2 separate regions of the Homo sapiens genome follow, and region 2 is linked to region 1. Evidence: read pairs that join two places in POLR2A ChIA-PET (ENCODE). Cell type or tissue: CD4-positive, alpha-beta T cell. All regions are shown on one strand. Links, peaks and the distances in the headings refer to the core of each region. The heading gives the core; the rest is flanking DNA. Region 1 has its middle 21 kb from the start of STAC2. Region 2 overlaps PLXDC1 (plexin domain containing 1).

Region 1 (8,187 bases), core at 394-2,893:
ATATAAAAGTGGTTTTCTGGGCCTGGTGCGGTAACTGAGATCGTGCCACTTCACCACTTCACTCCAGCCTGGGCAAAAGAGCGAAACTCCATCTCAGGAAAAAAAAAAAAAAAAAAAAGTGGTTTTCTGTATGGAAAAAGAGGACTAGATTCCTACCTGCAAGATACACAAAAATCAATTTCAGTTGGTTACTGACCTAAACGTGAAAAGCAAAACTGAGTCAAACCTTTTTTTTTTTCTTTTGGAGACCAACCCCGGGGCTCACTGCAACCTCTGCCTCCCGGGTTCAAGAGATTCTCCTGCCTCAGCCTCTCAAATAGCTGGGATTACAGGCACACACCACCATGCCCAGCTAATTTTGTATATTTTATAGAGACAGGGTTTCACCATGTTAGCTAGGCTGATCTCGAACTCCCGACCACTGGTGATCCGCCCACCTCAGCCTCCCAAAGTGCTGGAACTACAGGTGTAAGCCACCACGCCCGGCCAAAAAAGAGCCTCTTTTCTTTATAAATTAAAAAAAAAAAAAAGTAGGCCAGGCACGGTGGCTCACGCCTGTAACCCCAGCACTTTGGGAGGCTGAGGCAGGCGGATCACGATGTCAGGAGTTTGAGACCAGCCTGGCCAACGTGATGAAACTCATCTCTACCAAAAATGCAAAAATTAGCTGGGCGTGGTGGTGCAAGCATGTAATCCCAGCTATGCGGGAAGCTGAGGCAGGAGAATTGCTTGAATCCTAGAGGTGGAGGTTGCAGTGAGCCCAGATTGATTGCACCATTGCACTCTACCTCTGGGCATCAGAGCAAGACTCCCATCTCAAAAAAAAAAAAAAAATTAAATTTATGACTTTAGGGAAAGATTAATAAAATTTAAGGTAAAAAAAAAAAAAAAGTCAAGCACAGTGGTGCACACCTATAATCCCAGCTACTGAGAGTTTAGATGGAAGGATCACTTGACACCAAGAGTTCAAGACCAGTCTGGACAACAGAGACCTCATCTCTTAAAACTAAGGAAACAATATGTCTAAATTTTTTTTTCTAAAAGCCCCATAGCCTCAATTCTAGATAATAGCTATAGTATTTCCTAAATCTCTTAGAACTGAGTTTTTTAGTAGGTACAGTGATTTGAATATTGAATGGTCTTTTGGAGGCTTTAGTAATTAGTTTTGCCCAAACTAATTGTGAAAAAAAGATCCAGCTGGATTGATTTATTCCCTTGTTCCAGACCCCATCCTTTGCCCTAGTTTATAGTTTAAGCAGAAGACATTTCCCCTTGGGGACAATAAAGCCAAGAAAACTGAACACCACATTAAATGTTCAACACATTGGACAACACATTAAGTGTATATACCTTTTAAAAATTAACTTTTAATTTAAAAAGGGCTTAAAATTTTTAAATGAATTAACACTCTCAGTGATCACCAGCCAACACTGCTCATGGCAAAAGCTCTTTCCACATTGCCAGTTTTTTTTTTTTTTTTTTTGCCTCATAAACTTGGCCAGCTCAGAAGAACGAATGGGTAAGGAAGACTTCCAACAGCCATTGCTGCTGACCAGAAAGAAAAGTGAAGCTGGAGGCTACTTGCCTCCTCTCGGGGTGAGATGCAAGATACTTTGGCTCACCTGGAGCCTGTTGAGTCAGCCAAGTGTTTTAACAAGGTTTCTGGTGAAGACAAGCTATCAGTCTCTTGAGCAGTGGAGTTCCCCTGGCCTAGGTCAGAACCAAGTAGTAGCCATCTGGATTCTGCACCGAAAGCAGTAAAAAGGCACCAGCAGGACCAGTCAGGTCCTCACCCTCCAAGCAGCCTACAATGCGTCTGGCACACCCAAGTGTTTTTTTGTTTTATTTCTTTTTTTGAGGTGAAGTTTCGCTCGTCACCCAGGCTGGAGTGCAGTAGCACGATAGTTCACTGCAACCTCCACCTCCCGGGTTCCAGCGATTCTCCTGCCTCAGCCTCCCGAGGAGCTGGGATTACAAGTGCCCGCCACCACGCCTGGCTAATTTTTGTATTTTTAGTAGAGATGGGGTTCCACCATTTTGGCCAGGCTGGTCTTGAACTCCTGACCTCATGATCTGCCCACCTCGGCCTCCCAAAGTGCTGGGGTTACAGGTGTGAGCCACCACGCCCGGCCACACGTGTCTTAAAACCCGACTTCACATCTACCTCTTCCTACCCCCTTGTGTACATAAGCCAAGCTGACCAGCTCTGGCATGTGGAGGGGTGGAAGGCAAACATCTGAATAACCAGATGCCAAGCAGACTAGTCAGAGGTGCCCTATGCCAGATGATGTCCAGGAAGCACCTGCCCTTCTGCCTTGTATCATGCCAGGGGCAGGTGGAGAAAAGTGGGGGCCTTACCTTTCCCTCTAATAAACTCCCTGACAACAGAAACTGGAGCATTTTTTATTTAATGAGGATGCATTTATTCAGTCATGTTTTTCCTAAGCAATAAATATCTTTTAGCTATACAAATCCCTCTCCCCTTGACACAAAGCTGGCATTCACAGGTGTTTGCTAGTTAATTGGGACACATCCCCTTAATCCCCTTCAAAGAGGTTTTTTGTTTGTTTGTTTGTTTTTGAGACGTTTGAGACAGACTCGCTCTGTCACCCAGGCTGGAGTGCAGTGGGGCAATCTCGGTTCACTGCAACCTCTGCCTCCTGGGTTCAAGGGATTCTCCTGCCTCAGCCTCCCAAGTAGCTGGGACCACGGGCACGTGCCAGCACGCCCGGGTAGTTTTTTGTATTTTTTATAGAGATGGGGTTTTGCCATGTTGGCCAGGCTGGTTTTGAATTCCTGTCCTCAAGTGATCCACCTGCCTCAGCCTCCCAAAGTGCTGGGATTACAGGCATGAGCCACTGCGCCTGGCCCCCAAAGAGCCTTTTAGTCTCATTTAGGAGACGGAATATATGCTCAGCACACTCTTATCCCCCTTTATAGGGCCAGCCAGGCACACTCCTCTGCCTCTAAAATCCCTTTTTTCACCACAGCCACAAAGTATGATTCGTCCTTAAAATTCTGGACCACCTGTAAGAGTGAAGCGGGCACAAAGGCAATTTTGTTATTGGAGCCAAAGAGAACAAGCCATGCCATGGAAAAGAAAGCTTAATCTGAGGCAGAAGTGTTAGCGAGGCCTCCGTGGGGATTTGCGACAGGAAATGGCTGCCCTTTATCTGGTCACTGAGGAGAATGAAGATGCCCCCGGTGCCCTGGTGGAAAAGGTGATGGATCTGATTGGCTGGGATGGCCAGAGCTCAGCCAGTTTCCCCATCAGCTCTACAGCACTGAGTTCATCCAGAGAGATCTCTTGATAAAAGTCTGGGGGCATGGGCAACACAGAGGCAGGGGTCAGCAGGGGAAGGGAGTCCAGAGATGTGCCCACAGGAAACCAGGGGTGCCAGGAAGATGGCTATGGGGTGGGGGGAGGAGAAGTAAAGAGGGAAAAGTTGGCTGGGTGTGGTGGCTCATGCCTGTAATCCCAGCACTTTGGGAGGCCGAGGGGTGGATCACGAGGTCAGGAGTTCAAGACCAGCCTGGCCAAGATGGTGAAACCCCATCTCTACTAAAAACTACAAAAATTAGCTGGGCATGGTGGCAGGCTCCTGTAATCCCAACTACTTGGGAGGCTGAGGCAGGAGAATCTCTTGAACCTGGGTGGCAGAAGTTGCAGTGAGCTGAGATCGCGCCACTGCACTCCAGCCTGGGCAACAGAGTGAGACTCCGTCTCAAAAAAAAAAAAAAAAGAAAAAAGTCTACTTCACCTCTCATCCCTCATCTTTTGGGAGGTGTCTGAGGGGAACCCCCAGTTTAAAGACAGGACACCCACATATTAGTGACTGGGACCCAAGTACATAACAAGATGATGTTCTAATCCCATATGCTAATGCAGTGACGATCAGGTGGGGTGGAGGAGTAGAACATGGTGAATAAACCCAAGGAGACATTCTGGAAGGAGAGGGACTAATCTGGTCATGGAAGGTAGGGAAATGCCAAGAAGGGCATCCTGGGTCCCAGGAATGGTGGGGTATCACCATTCCTCTTCTAGGGAGAGGTTTCATGCAGCTACACCTGAATTTCCTATGTTCTGGAGAGAGAGGCCAGAACCTCACCTGAGTCAGGGTTCTTAGGAACCTCGTTCCCTTGCCTAGAGGTCTCCTGAGCCACATACAAAGTCAGTTGGTGACAGATGGGCCTGGGCCAGGAAAACAGTCTATGTATCAGTCTTATACCTGAACTAACAGCTCCCACTTCTAGCCCCCATCCTAGGAGAGATCCCAGCCTCCTCCCAGGTCTCGAGGGAGGGAGGTCACTAAGTAGTTCTTAGGTATTTAACGAATGCTGGACACTAGGGGGAGAAAAAATGGGGAGGAAAAAACCCCACAGACATCTCTATCCCCAGAAATGGAATGAGGCAGGTGGGATGGCCACAGAAGGAGGTCACAGGAGCCTAGCTTTTCACCCCAGCCCTGCCAGCTTTGGGTTGTGACCTCAGACTGGTCACTGTCCTTCTTGGGCCTGAGTTTCTTCTGTAAAAAGAGGGAGTGGGACTAAGTGGTCTTTAAGGTGACTTCTGGCTTAAACATTGTATGAGCCGGGTGCAGTGGCTCACTCCTGTAATCCCAGCACTTTGGGAGGCCAAAGCAGGTGGATCACCTGAGGTCAGGAGTTCAAGACCAGCCTGACGAACGTGGTGAAACCCCGTCTCTACTAAAAATACAAAAAATTAGACGGGCGCGGTGGCAGGCGCCTGTAGTCCCAGCTACTCGGGAGGCTGAGGCAGGAAAATGGCGTGAACCCAGGAGGCGGAGCTTGCAGTGAGCCGAGATAGTGCCACTGCAGTCCGGCCTGGGCAAAAGACTCCGTCTCAAAAAAAAAAAAAAAAAAAAAATTGGCCAGGCATGGTGGCAGACGCCTGTAATCCCAGCTACTCAGGAGGCTGAGGCAGGATAATCACTTGAACCTGAGGCAGAGGTTGCAGTGAGCCAAGATTGCGCCATTGCATTCCAGCCTGGGCAACAAGAGTGAAACTCCATATTAAAAAAAAAATTGTATGAAACATACCTGCTAGCTAAGTTAGTAAGGGCCACTACAGTGGGAAGGGGACCCTGGTTGGCAGTGTCCAGCACCTGGCTCTAAGAGTATTGAAAAGGCGGATCCCATCAGCAGCCCCGCAGATTTGGATAAGGTCCTGGCATGTAAGCTTCAGCAGATCCAGACCTGTAGAGTCAGACAGGGCCAGACTGAGGAAAGAGGCCTGGGATCAAGGGTGGGAAGTAAGGGACACAGTCTATTAGTCTACAAATAGCCCTAGTGTGCTCAGATATGGGAGTCAGGCTTGGATTTAAATGCCAGTTCTGCCACTTGTTAGCTGTGTGTCCTTGGGCAAGTTATTTAACCTCTCTGGGCACTGTCCTCAAGGAATAGTGTATAAATTATATGGGATAATTCGTGAGACGAGAGCCTAGCACAATGCTGGGCAACTCTTAGTCCCCAGTAAATGTTAGTTGAAGGGCCCACAACAAGCCAGGACAGAGACAGGCTTCCTGCCTGTGTGTCCCACCCACTCTCAGTCCCCTACAGGTCTGGCTCCTGCCAGACACTAGCCTCACCAGTGAAGTTGGCCAGCATCCGGCAGTAGCTGGAGAACCAGTGCTGATGCAACCATTGCTGTGTCTCTGAGATGGGGGCTTTTTGGTTCAGATCCTGAGGTATAAAATGGATGGTCCAGGTAATACCAGGACCCAGGGACAGAACAAGAAAGGGAAACAGCCCCTCCCTTGGGAGGTCCCAAGTCTGAGAAGGGAGGCTCTTCCTGCCCAGTCTTATCAGGTAAGTTACAATCTATGGCCATATCACATCTGGCCACCAGGGGGCAGGGCCACTCCATTCTGGAGCTTGAGATGAAGCTGCGGAGAAGGCTTTGGGACAGTGGAGAGTGGGAAGGGGAAGGCTCACCTCAACTGGGCTACACCCCAAGGTATCCAGAGCGAATGGTGGTGAGGAACAGAGCCTATGAGGAGGAGCAAAGGTTCAAGAACTCTGCGGAGCATTACAGCCAGTCTCCCTCCACCAACACCCTTCCTCCAGGCCTGCCCTGGGACACAGAGCTTGCTCCTGTCCTCACCCCACAAATTCCCCACCAATCCCCAGCCCTGCCCTTTGCTCCATGCCTGGGCTGGGAGCTCTTTTCTTCACTCTCACCCCAAAGGGCTGACAGGAGGTGCTCATCCTGCCTCACCTTTCTGGGGACAAGAGCCTGCAGGAGTGGGGAGAGGTCAGAGCCAGAGAGCTGAGAGGTGGCCGGGGCCTTGCAGGGGACTCCGGCCATGGCGAACACTGCAGGCAAACACACAGCAAGGCTGGTCATTGCTCCCTTCTCTCCACCTGTATATTAAGAGCTGACCAGGGGCCTGACAAGTGGACTGGGTTTCCACAGGAAGGAAGAAGTTAACCACCCGGCGGGCCTGGGGCAGTGAGGAAGGGCCTTGGAGGAGCTGGCCAGGAGGAGCAGCAGGAGGAGGAGGGGGCCAGGCAGAGGGAGCACACAAGGAAGGAGGTGGCGATGGCCCGCGTAGGACAGGCAGCCTGGAGGGCGTCAGCTCCTGGAAGCTTCAACAACCACAGACAGGGCAGAGAGTGTCCTTTGCAGGAAGTGGTGGAGTCCCCAGGGGGCTGTGATGGGCTTGCAGCAGTCAGAGCCCTGGAGGCCTCCATTTCCCCATCTGTACCGTGAGGATCTTTTCTCCAACTCTCCCCTCCTGCTCTCGCCCCAACACACACACCTCCAAGAAGACAGTGCTCTCGCAGGCGGTCTGATACTTGTCCCTCTCATGCAGGGGCTGTTTCTCCATCTTCTCACGGTCCATTTTCAGTTTCCGCTCCTTTGTGCTGCAGGAGGATGATGAGGAAAGCCTCAGGCTCCTTTCTTTTCTTTTTTTTTTTTTTTTTTTTTTTGAGCTGCAGTCTCGCTCCGTTGTGCAGGTTAGAGTGCAGTGGCGCGATCTCAGCTCACCGCAACCTCCGCCTCCTGAGTTCAAGCGATTCTCCTGCCTCAGCCTCCCGAGTAGCTGGGATTACAGGCTCGTGCCACCACGCCCGGCTAATTTTTGTATTTTTAGTAGAGATGGGGTTTCACCCTATTGGCCAGGCTTGTCTCGACCTCTTGACCTTGTGATCCACCTACCTCAGCCTCCCAAAGTGCTGGGATTACAGGCGTGAGCCACCGCGCCCGGCCCAAAGACTCTTTCTTTACCTGCCTGCCTCTCTTCAGTGGCTCTGTTGGATTGGCTGTGAGACAGAGACCAAGCCCCATCCCTCTGTGTACAGAAAAGGAAACAGTCCAAGAGATGGGGCACAGCAGGCTGAGGATCCACAGCAACGTGGGGCCAGAACCCACACAGCCGGCGAGGCCAGGTGACAGCCCTGAGAGAGAGGAAAATGGGCCCCATTGCTGCCTGTACCTTAAACACCTTGATGAGGCAGCCAGCTGAGTGCAGGTGGTCTAGCGGCAGCCCCTTGTCACTGGGCCTGAAGGTGTCGATCTGGAGGCGGAAAGGGATGCCTTTCTCTCCACCTTTCTTCCGAGGTGTGAACTGAGATGGAGAAGAAACAGAGAAAACAGGGCGACTCCAGATCCACCCACATGCAAGGGAGTCCACCCAAAACCCGTTACCCGCCTGCCACCTGTCAGCCACATACTACGACAGCAACTTTCCATCCCCAACCAGTGTCCATTCTATTTTATTTTTTGAGACGGGGTCTTGCTCTGTCACCCAGGCTGGAGTGCAATGGTGTGATCTTGGCTCACTGCAACCTCCGCCTCTCAGGTTCAAGCGATTCTCTTGCCTCAGCCTCTGGAATAGCTGGGACTACCGGCGCATGCCACCATGCCCAGCTAATTTTTGTATTTTTAGTAGAGATGGGGGTTTCATCATGTTGGCCAGGCTGGTCTCAAACTCATGACCTCAAGTGATCCCCCCGCCTCGGCCTCCCAAAGTGCTGGGATTACTGTCATGAACCATAGCTCCCGGCCAAGCTTCCATTCTTTTTTTTTTGCCCAGGCTGGAGTGCAATGGCGTGATCTCGGCTCACAGCAACCTCTACCTCCCGGGTTCAAGCAATTCTCCTGCCTCAGTCTCCCGAGTAGCTGGGATTACAGGCATGTGCCACCACACCCAGCTAATTTTG
Region 2 (8,187 bases), core at 2,710-5,209, 130 kb after region 1:
CTACAATGGGCTGTGAATTGTGTGAATTCCTTGGGAAGGTTCACTGCCAGGCAAGGTCTCCGCATCCTTTTTAAGAGGCACATCAATATGGATTATAGTGACCATACCCTGGGATAGACTGGCCTGGTGTTGGGGGCCTAGGTTCCTGCTATCTTGCGGCTCTGCCTTCTAAAACATGTGCTTTCCATTTTGTAGCTCAAGATGGCTATTTCAGCTCCCACCATCACATCTGCATCCCAGCCAGGCAGAGAGAGGGCACCCCAGTCTTTTTTTTTTTTTTTTTTTTTTTTTTGAGACAGAGTCTCGCTCTGTCACCCAGGCTGGAGTGCAGTGGTGCGATTTGGCTGAAGTGATTCTCCTGCCTCAGCCTCCTGAGTAGCTGGGATTACAGGTGTGCCTCACCACGCCTGGCTAATTTTTAAATATTTTTAGTAGAGACGGGGTTTCAACATGTTGGCCCGGCTGGTCTCAAACTCCTGACTTCAAGTGATCCGCCTACCTCGGCCTCCCAAAGTGCTGGGATTTCAGGCGTGAGTCACTGCACCCAGTCCCCCCCCCCTTTTTTTTTTTTTTTTTGACAGAGTCTTGAACTGTCAACCAGGCTAGAATGCAGTGGCGTGATCTCAGCTCACGACAACCTCCACCTCCTGGGTTCAAGTGATTCTCCTGTGTCAACCTCCCGAGCAGCTGGGATTACAGGCGCCCACCACCACACATAGATAATTTTTGTATTTTTAGTAGAGATGGGGTTTCGCCATGTTGGCCAGGCTGGTCTCGAACTCCTGGCCTCAAGTGATCTGCCGGCCTCAGCCTCCCAAAGGGGTGAGCCTCCGGACCCGGTCACCCATTCTTATTACGGGCAATCTTTCTGCTCATCTTCCATTGGCCAGACATAGTCATGTAGCCATACCTAGCCATAAGGAGGGCTGGGAAATATGGTTTAACTGTGTGACTGTGTGCCTAGCTATAACTGGGAGCCTCTGCAACTCAAGGAAGAAGGAGAGAGTGGTTATTGGGAGGCAGTTATTAGTCTTTGCCATGGGTGGGGTTCCTCCATCAAAACTGCCCATGTGGGTGGCAGCGTGATAAGGGGCCTATGGTGGCAGTTGGGAAGTATCCCCAAAGTTGGTGAATTTCAAGCCATGGGACTCTTTTTCCCAATGGCCAGCCAAGAAGCTAGCAGTGATTGACTTTAGAGAAGAAGAATCACAGTGGTGTTGGCAGAGAAATCAAACTAGGAGGTTTATTCTGAGCCTCTATGAGCGATTGCAGCCTGGAGAAAACACAAACCCAAGAAGCCTTGAGTAAGTGATCCTGAGACAGGTGACAACTCTGCTTTATACATTTTAGGGAAGCAGAAGTTACCGGCAAAGTCATAAATTAATATATGGAGTTTATATGTTGCTTTGGCCCAAAAAAGGTGAGCTATCTTGAAGTGAGAGCTCACAGGTCATAGGTGGGTTCAGAGATTCTTTAATTTGCAATTGGTTAAAGGAGTAAGGCTTTGTTCAAAAACCTGGAGTCAGTAGAGGCCAAGTGCAGTGGCTCATGCCTGTAATCCCAGCACTTTGGGAGGCCGAGGTGAGAGGATCGCTTGAGTCCAGGAGTTTGAGACCAGACTGGGCAACATGGTGAAACCTTGACTCTACAAAAAATTTAAAAATTAGCTGGGTGTTTGGCCAGGTGCAGTGGCTCATGCCTGTAATCCCAACCCTGTCTCTACTAAAAATACAAAATTATACAAAATTAGCTGCGCGTGATGGCGCATGCCTGTAATCCCAGATACTTGGGAGGCTGAGGCAGGACAATCACTTGAACCCGGGAGGTTGCAGGGAGCCGAGATTGTGCTATTGCACTCCACCCTGGGCAACAGGAGCAAAACTCTGTCTCAAAAAAAAAAAAAAAAAAAAAATTAGCTGGGTGTGGTGGCATATGCCTGTGATCCCAGCTACTCAAGAGGCTGAGGCGGAAGGATCACTTGAGCCCTGGAGGTCGAGGACTGAGGCTGCAGTGAGCCATGATCAGGCAAGAGAGTGAGACCCTGTCTCAAAAAAAAAAAAAAAACCTAAAATAAATAAAAATAGAAAACTTGGAGTCAGTGGAAAAGAATGTTTAAGATAAAGAAGTTTGCTAATCATCATGTGATCTGCCAATCATATCATGCCATGTATCGTATGATCTGCCAGAGTCACATCATCTCATGCCTTATCTGATATGTCATGTGATATGTCAGAGCAAGACTCAATATGCTGGGTCAGGCCAGGCGCAGTGGCTCACACCTGTAATCCCAGCACTTTGGGAGCCCGAGGAGGGTGGATCACCTGAGGTCGGTCTCTACTAAAAATACAAAATTTAGCCGGGCGTGGTGGCGGGTGCCTGTAATCCCAGCTACTTGGGAGGCTGAGGCAGGAGAGTCGCTTGAACCTGGGAGGCAGAGGTTGCCGTGAGCCGAGGTGGTGCCATTGCACTCCAGCCTGTGTTACATGAGCGAAACTCCATCTCAAAAAACAAAACAAAAAAGCGCTGGGTCAGAGTGGCCTGCAGGGGTGCGTGATTTAACCCGTGCCTGTCATGGCCTTAGGTCCTCTTTATAATTTGATATCATATTGCCACAGAGTCCATTCTGTCTGTCTTCTGATCTCTATTTTAATATTAATGCTGGTAGTTGTGTCTAAACTGCAAAAGGGAGGGGTTACAATGAGGTGTGTCTGGTCTCCCATCCCATTATGGCTGGGAACTCAGCTTTTCTGGGGTCTCATTGGCCAAGAGGGGGTCCATTCAGTTGGTTGGGGGACTTAGGATTTTATTTTTAGTTTACAGTGGCTGATGTGTTGCCAGGGAAAAGTTCTCCCAGAAATTTAGTTTCTCAGTTCTCTCTTCTCATTCATATTCTTTTTAAAAATGAAGTTAAAAAAAAATTTTTTTTGAGACAGGGTCTCACTCTGTCGCCCAGGCTGGGGTGCAGTGGTGCGATCTTGGCTCACTGCAGCTTCAACTTCCCAGGCTCAAACGATTCTCCTGCCTCAGACTCTGAATAGCTCGGACTATGGGAGCACGCCATCACCCCTGGCCAGTTTTGGTATTTTTTGTAGAGATGGTGGTTTCAACATGTTGCCCAGGCTGGTCTCGAACTCGTGAGCTCAAGTGATCCACCCACCTGGGTCTCCCAAAGTACCAGCATTACAGGCCTGAGCCTCCACGCCCGATCTAATTTAATTTTTTAATTGACAAATAATTGTACATATTCATGGGGTACATAGTAATGTTTCAATACATATAATGTATAGTGATCAGATCAGGGTAATTTGCACATTCATAATCTCAAACACGTACCCTTGCTTTGTGGTGGGCTCATTCACACTCTTGCTGTCTGTACCAGTGAAGGACTGCCTGGGCTCACCCTGGAGGTTTTTCCTCTGATCACCTCATAAGCAAGGCTATTCTATTTAAGGTCCTTTTGGTTCTGAGGAGCTATTTGAGCTGTCCCACAGAGAAGGATTATCGTGAGGGTGCAGAAGACGATCATGGGAGACCCAAGGGCTGGACATGAAGGACAGCCAGACCTCAAGGAAGCTGGAAAGCTGTTGGGAACCAGGTCCCCTCCCCCAGTTCTTGCCTCCTTTTCATTAATTCATCATATGTTTATTGAAGCCAAATGTATATAAGGTCTGCCTTTCCTTTCTGTGGATCAGAAGTCTTCTGCAGACAGCTCAGGATGGTTTCGGTTCCTTTTTTTCTTTTTTTCTCACAGACTCTGTTCATCTTGAATGGTTTCAGTTCCTAAGTCTCCAAGATCTTTCAACTCAGCTCTCTTGCTGCCAGCTTCTCAGTTTCCCAATTTCACCCTCCCGGGTGGTGATCTGATTGGCTCAGGCTGCACAAGCTGTAGATTGTAGGCTTCCAATAGATGAGCTGCTTTTGAATCATGTGATTACCTATGTCCAATCAGTCTGAGGAAGCACAGGGTCATGTAGGAGACTGTGATGGGTGTAGTCAACTCAGCAGGGCCTACGGGTCTGGGGGCAAACGTCATTGGGATGGGGATGGAGCATCCTAAAACATGTCTGGTACAAGGATATTATTTAAAATATAATGTCACACCTGAAATTTTAGTTAGCAGGGCTCCATACAACATTGATGTTTCAGGAGCATCAGAAATTGTAGACTAGGCGGACATGGTGGCTCATGCTTGTAATCCCAGCACTTTGGGAGACCAAGGTGGGTGGATCACCTGAGGTCAGGAGTTCAAGAACAGCCTGGCCAACATGGTAAAACCCCTGTCTCTATTAAAAATACAAAATTAGCTGGGTGTGGTGGTATGCACCTGTAATCCCAGAGACTCTGGAGGGTGAGGCAGGAGAATCGCTTGATCCCAGGAAGCAGAGGTTGCAGTAGCCCAGATCTCACCATTGCACTCCAGCCTGGGCGACAAGAACGAAACTCCATCTCAAAAAAGAAGAAAAGAAAAGAGAGAGAGACAGACAGACAGAGAGAGAAAGAAAGAAAGAGAAAGGAAGGAAGAGATTGAGAGGAAGGAAGGAAGAGATTGAGAGAGAGAGAGGAAGGAAGGAAGGAAGGAAGGAAGGGAGGGAGGGAGGGAGGGAGGGAAGGAATTCTAGACTAAAAGGACTGGCTCTAGAACGCCGCGGGTAGGTGGCAATAGCTTTCATTGCATCACTGATGCTCAGCCCTGAGGAACCTGGGTAAACTCTGGCCTCATAAAGAACTGGATGGAGACAATCAATACAGGCAATGGAGCAGCCCTGCCCCAGCTGAAGTCTCTTCTTTTTCATTCCACAAGGCCTGAGTGGTTGGCAGAACTGTTGCACCTCCCTGGGCATGTGGACAGATTGGAGGATGCTGGCCAATCAAACCCTTTACTCAGCTCTGCTTCCAGAAAGTAAAAGGCATGTCTCTTGGTTTTGTTTTGTGACAATGTCTTGCTCTGTTGCCCAGGCTGGAATGCAGTGGCATGATCATGGCTTACTGCAGCTTTGATCCCTTGGGATCAGGCAATCCTCCTGCCCCAGCCTCACAAGTAGCTGGGACTACAGGTGCATGCCACCATGCCCAGCTAATTTTTGCATTTTTTTTTTTGTAGACTTGGGGGGAGGGTCTCACTATGTTGCCCAAGCTGGTCTTGAACTCCTGGATTCAAGCGATGTTTCTGCCTCAGCCTCCCAAAGTGCTTCTTGTCTTTTGAGAGTACTGGTTCATTGGTTGGATTCAGATGGCAAGTGGACATTGCGGTTGACTTTTCAACATATATTTTACCTTACAGCCTTGTACAATAGGAATGGGATCTTGGGTTCCATGATAATCCTACCCCCCAGCTGGTGTTTGGTTTAGGTGGAAGCTGTTTAGCATCTAGGGCTTCCTAGTCCAGAGGTGGCAGGGGACCCAGGTTGACCCTGCCATCTTGAAGCACACGTGTTCATTCAGTGGTCGGGGAGAGGTGTGCTGTGCCTGTCTTGCTTCCATGAGCCAGGGCTAGTTGCCACTGTCTGCCATCCCGTCACTACAAGATGCCTAGCCTTACAATGAAGCCCACACTGAAAGTGGCAGAGAAGAAAGACTGAAAGAGCTTGGTCTTGGTCATTGAGCCACATTCCCCGTCAACCCTGATGTCAGGCCTTTGCTCACCCAGCTTCCATTCCCCATTCCTAGCGGAGCCATGATCCCCAGTTCCTGGGGGAAGTAGACTGGTTTAACCAATCTGGCACGCCCTGGCCCTTGTAATAATCGGGGGCCACATCAGACTGAAGGGAAGATCTTGTGTTCCACTCTTGGTGCGAGGTTTCTCCTTTTGAACCCGACAAGGAAGCATGCTGCCTCAGTGGCTATAGGCAGCCCTCTTTGGACCAGGAGGCAGTCACACTTAGGACAATGTCCTGATGACACGAGGATCATCCATGTTCCATGCCTGCTGCCAGGCTCTCAGACGCTTGGTCTAACACATGTCCTCCGTGTTGAAGCTGGGTTTCTCTTCCTTGCCCCCGAAGGTATCTGCCTTGTTGGCTTTACTTCCTCAGAGAAGAAATTGAGGAATCCAGAGACACCTTCCTGTGTCCAGGATGTCCCAGGTTTGGGAATGCTGTCTGTGGGCTTGGATTCCCAGAGGAGGCAGCTGGTTCCTCCACAAGTGGCTTTTGTGTCACCTGCCACTGGAGATGGGGGAGGATGCTGTCCTTGTCAGAGCCACACTGCACATTCTCAGCACAGTCTTGACACCATTGGCTGCAGAATCCTTGTGATTCAGCTCATTTGGCAAGCAGATGCTGAACACCCACCAGATGCCAGGTGCCAACCCCTGCGCTAGGGAGGTGCTGGGGGCGGAGATGAATGTGCCACCATCCCTGAGCTCCAGCCTCCAGACAGTGGTCCTTCTGATTGAGAGTTTAACCAATGACTGGTAGGTAGCCTAAGTCACCTTCCCGGAGAGCTGTTGCTTAAAGATCTCAGAGACAGTGGATAGAGGAAAGGTCACTGTCTTTGAGTGGAACTGACCTGGTTTCATACAGTTACATTATTTCTTTTTATTTTTTGTTTTTTTGAGACGGAGTCTCACTGTGTCACCCAGGCTGGAGTGCAGTGGCGCAATCTCGGCTCACAGCAACCTCCACTCCTGGATTCAAGCAATTGAATATACTGCCTCAGCCTCCCCAGTAGCTGGGATTACAGGCATGCGCCACCACACCCAGCTAATTTTTGTATTTTTAGTAGAGATGGGTTTCACCATGTTGGCCAGGCTGGTCTTGAACTCCGGACATCAGGTGATCCGCCCTGTCTCAGCCTCCCAAAGTGCTGGGATTACAGGCATGAGCCACCATGCCTGGCCTAGTTACATGATTTCTAGTCTCAGTTTCCCCACTGAGAAAATGGGACTAATATTAGTGCTCACCTCCTAGGGTTGCCCTGCAGTAACAAATATGAAATGCCCAGCACTCTCCCATCACCACTCAGCAAATGCCAGCTTCCCTTCTCCTTCCTCCCACGCTCCCAAATGCTCCCCTGCAGGCTTTGTGCTTGGCTCTGCCCAGGAGTGATCCCCCTGCAAGTCGCCCCCTCCCTCCAGGGTGCAATTTGGCCTCACCCATCACTGTGTGGCCACCCTCAGCCAGAGCTGAGTAGATATGGCTCCTGGCTTCACTGTCCTGGAGTAATAAAAGTCAGGTGTGCCAGGAGGGCAGTCTGTTGGGCCTGTTTGGGACCTGCAGCAGATTCTGCATGGCATTGCCCTTGAGCCAGTCCTCCCCCTGGCAGGCCAGCTGTACTTGGCACTTCTGAGGCCTGAAGCAGAGCTTGGCCTCACCCTCGCTGGCCTGAGTAGGGCATCGTTAGGCTTCGAGGCTCTTGCCTTCCCTGGGATCTGCTGACTCATTGGAGAGAATCAGCTTAGGAGTTAGAGGCAGCAGCTCGTTTCATTTCTGACTTTCCTTGAGTCAGAATAGATGGAAGTTTTCTGTCAGTTAAGAGGTGCCATTGCAGGGGTCATCGGGAACTCCAAGAATGAGTCCAGGGATCATCCAGGTGTCAGAGCTGAGGCACGTGACACAGGGCCTGGTTTCTCTGCAGAACAGCACTAGTTTGGATCAGACTGCTTGTCTTTGCTGTGAAGCAGAGAACTCCGAGCAACGGGCCAGGAAGATGCATTCCCAGGAAGCTCACGCTTTGCAGTCTTAGCTGAGGCGGCAAGAGACACGTCAGCATCTGTTTGGGCTTCACAACTGCAGAGCGTGGCTTCTGTCCCGGGCACTCATTTCAGACGCCCGGAGGTTTGGGGAAAGCTCTCGCTGTGCGGGGCCCAGGAAGCAGGCTGATTGAAACCAGACCTTTCTCCGAGCCTCAAAGCAACCGTCTTAAACACTGGCCCGCTCAGGTTCCCAGGTGGAAGCTGTATTCAGTTGACTCTGAGACTTACCTGAGAGCACCTGTTTAGCATCTGCAGCTGTCCTGCTTTGTTTGGTAAAATGATCCTATCCTGGACTTCAGAATATGTAGTGGTACCTGTAAAACAGGCAGCTATAATTTGTGGTCATTCTTTGCTCAACAAATCCTCCATTGAACACATACTCTGTGCTTAAACACGATAAATAAAGGCTGACCTTACTCTTGGGGTCTTACGATCTTACAGGAAAGGCAGACATGAAGATGTGTATAAAATCCAAGTAAATTGTCACAAGTGTG

The links. ChIA-PET counts read pairs that join two places held together with the same protein. Peaks named below come from ENCODE experiments on the same cell type or tissue, not always from the same donor. Only the 100,000 strongest peaks of a DNase experiment are listed, where the experiment ranks them.
Region 2: POLR2A ChIA-PET joins it to region 1 with 8 read pairs; 2 of 35 experiments call an interaction of 5 or more read pairs at or near these places.

What each region holds. Positions count from the first base shown.
Region 1 is chr17:39,242,606-39,250,792 of GRCh38, reverse strand. It overlaps the pseudogene LOC101929578. Among named protein-coding and RNA genes, the nearest start is that of STAC2, 21 kb to the right of the region's middle. RefSeq lists an enhancer at 5,865-6,439. In CD4-positive, alpha-beta T cell, for the core only: no CTCF peak of the experiment used is centred there; no DNase peak of the experiment used is centred there.
Region 2 is chr17:39,114,484-39,122,670 of GRCh38, reverse strand. The region is part of intron 2 of PLXDC1 (plexin domain containing 1); the gene reads left to right. Among named protein-coding and RNA genes, the nearest start is that of PLXDC1, 33 kb to the left of the region's middle. RefSeq lists an enhancer at 3,436-3,485. In CD4-positive, alpha-beta T cell, for the core only: no CTCF peak of the experiment used is centred there; a DNase peak (open chromatin) is centred at 3,810.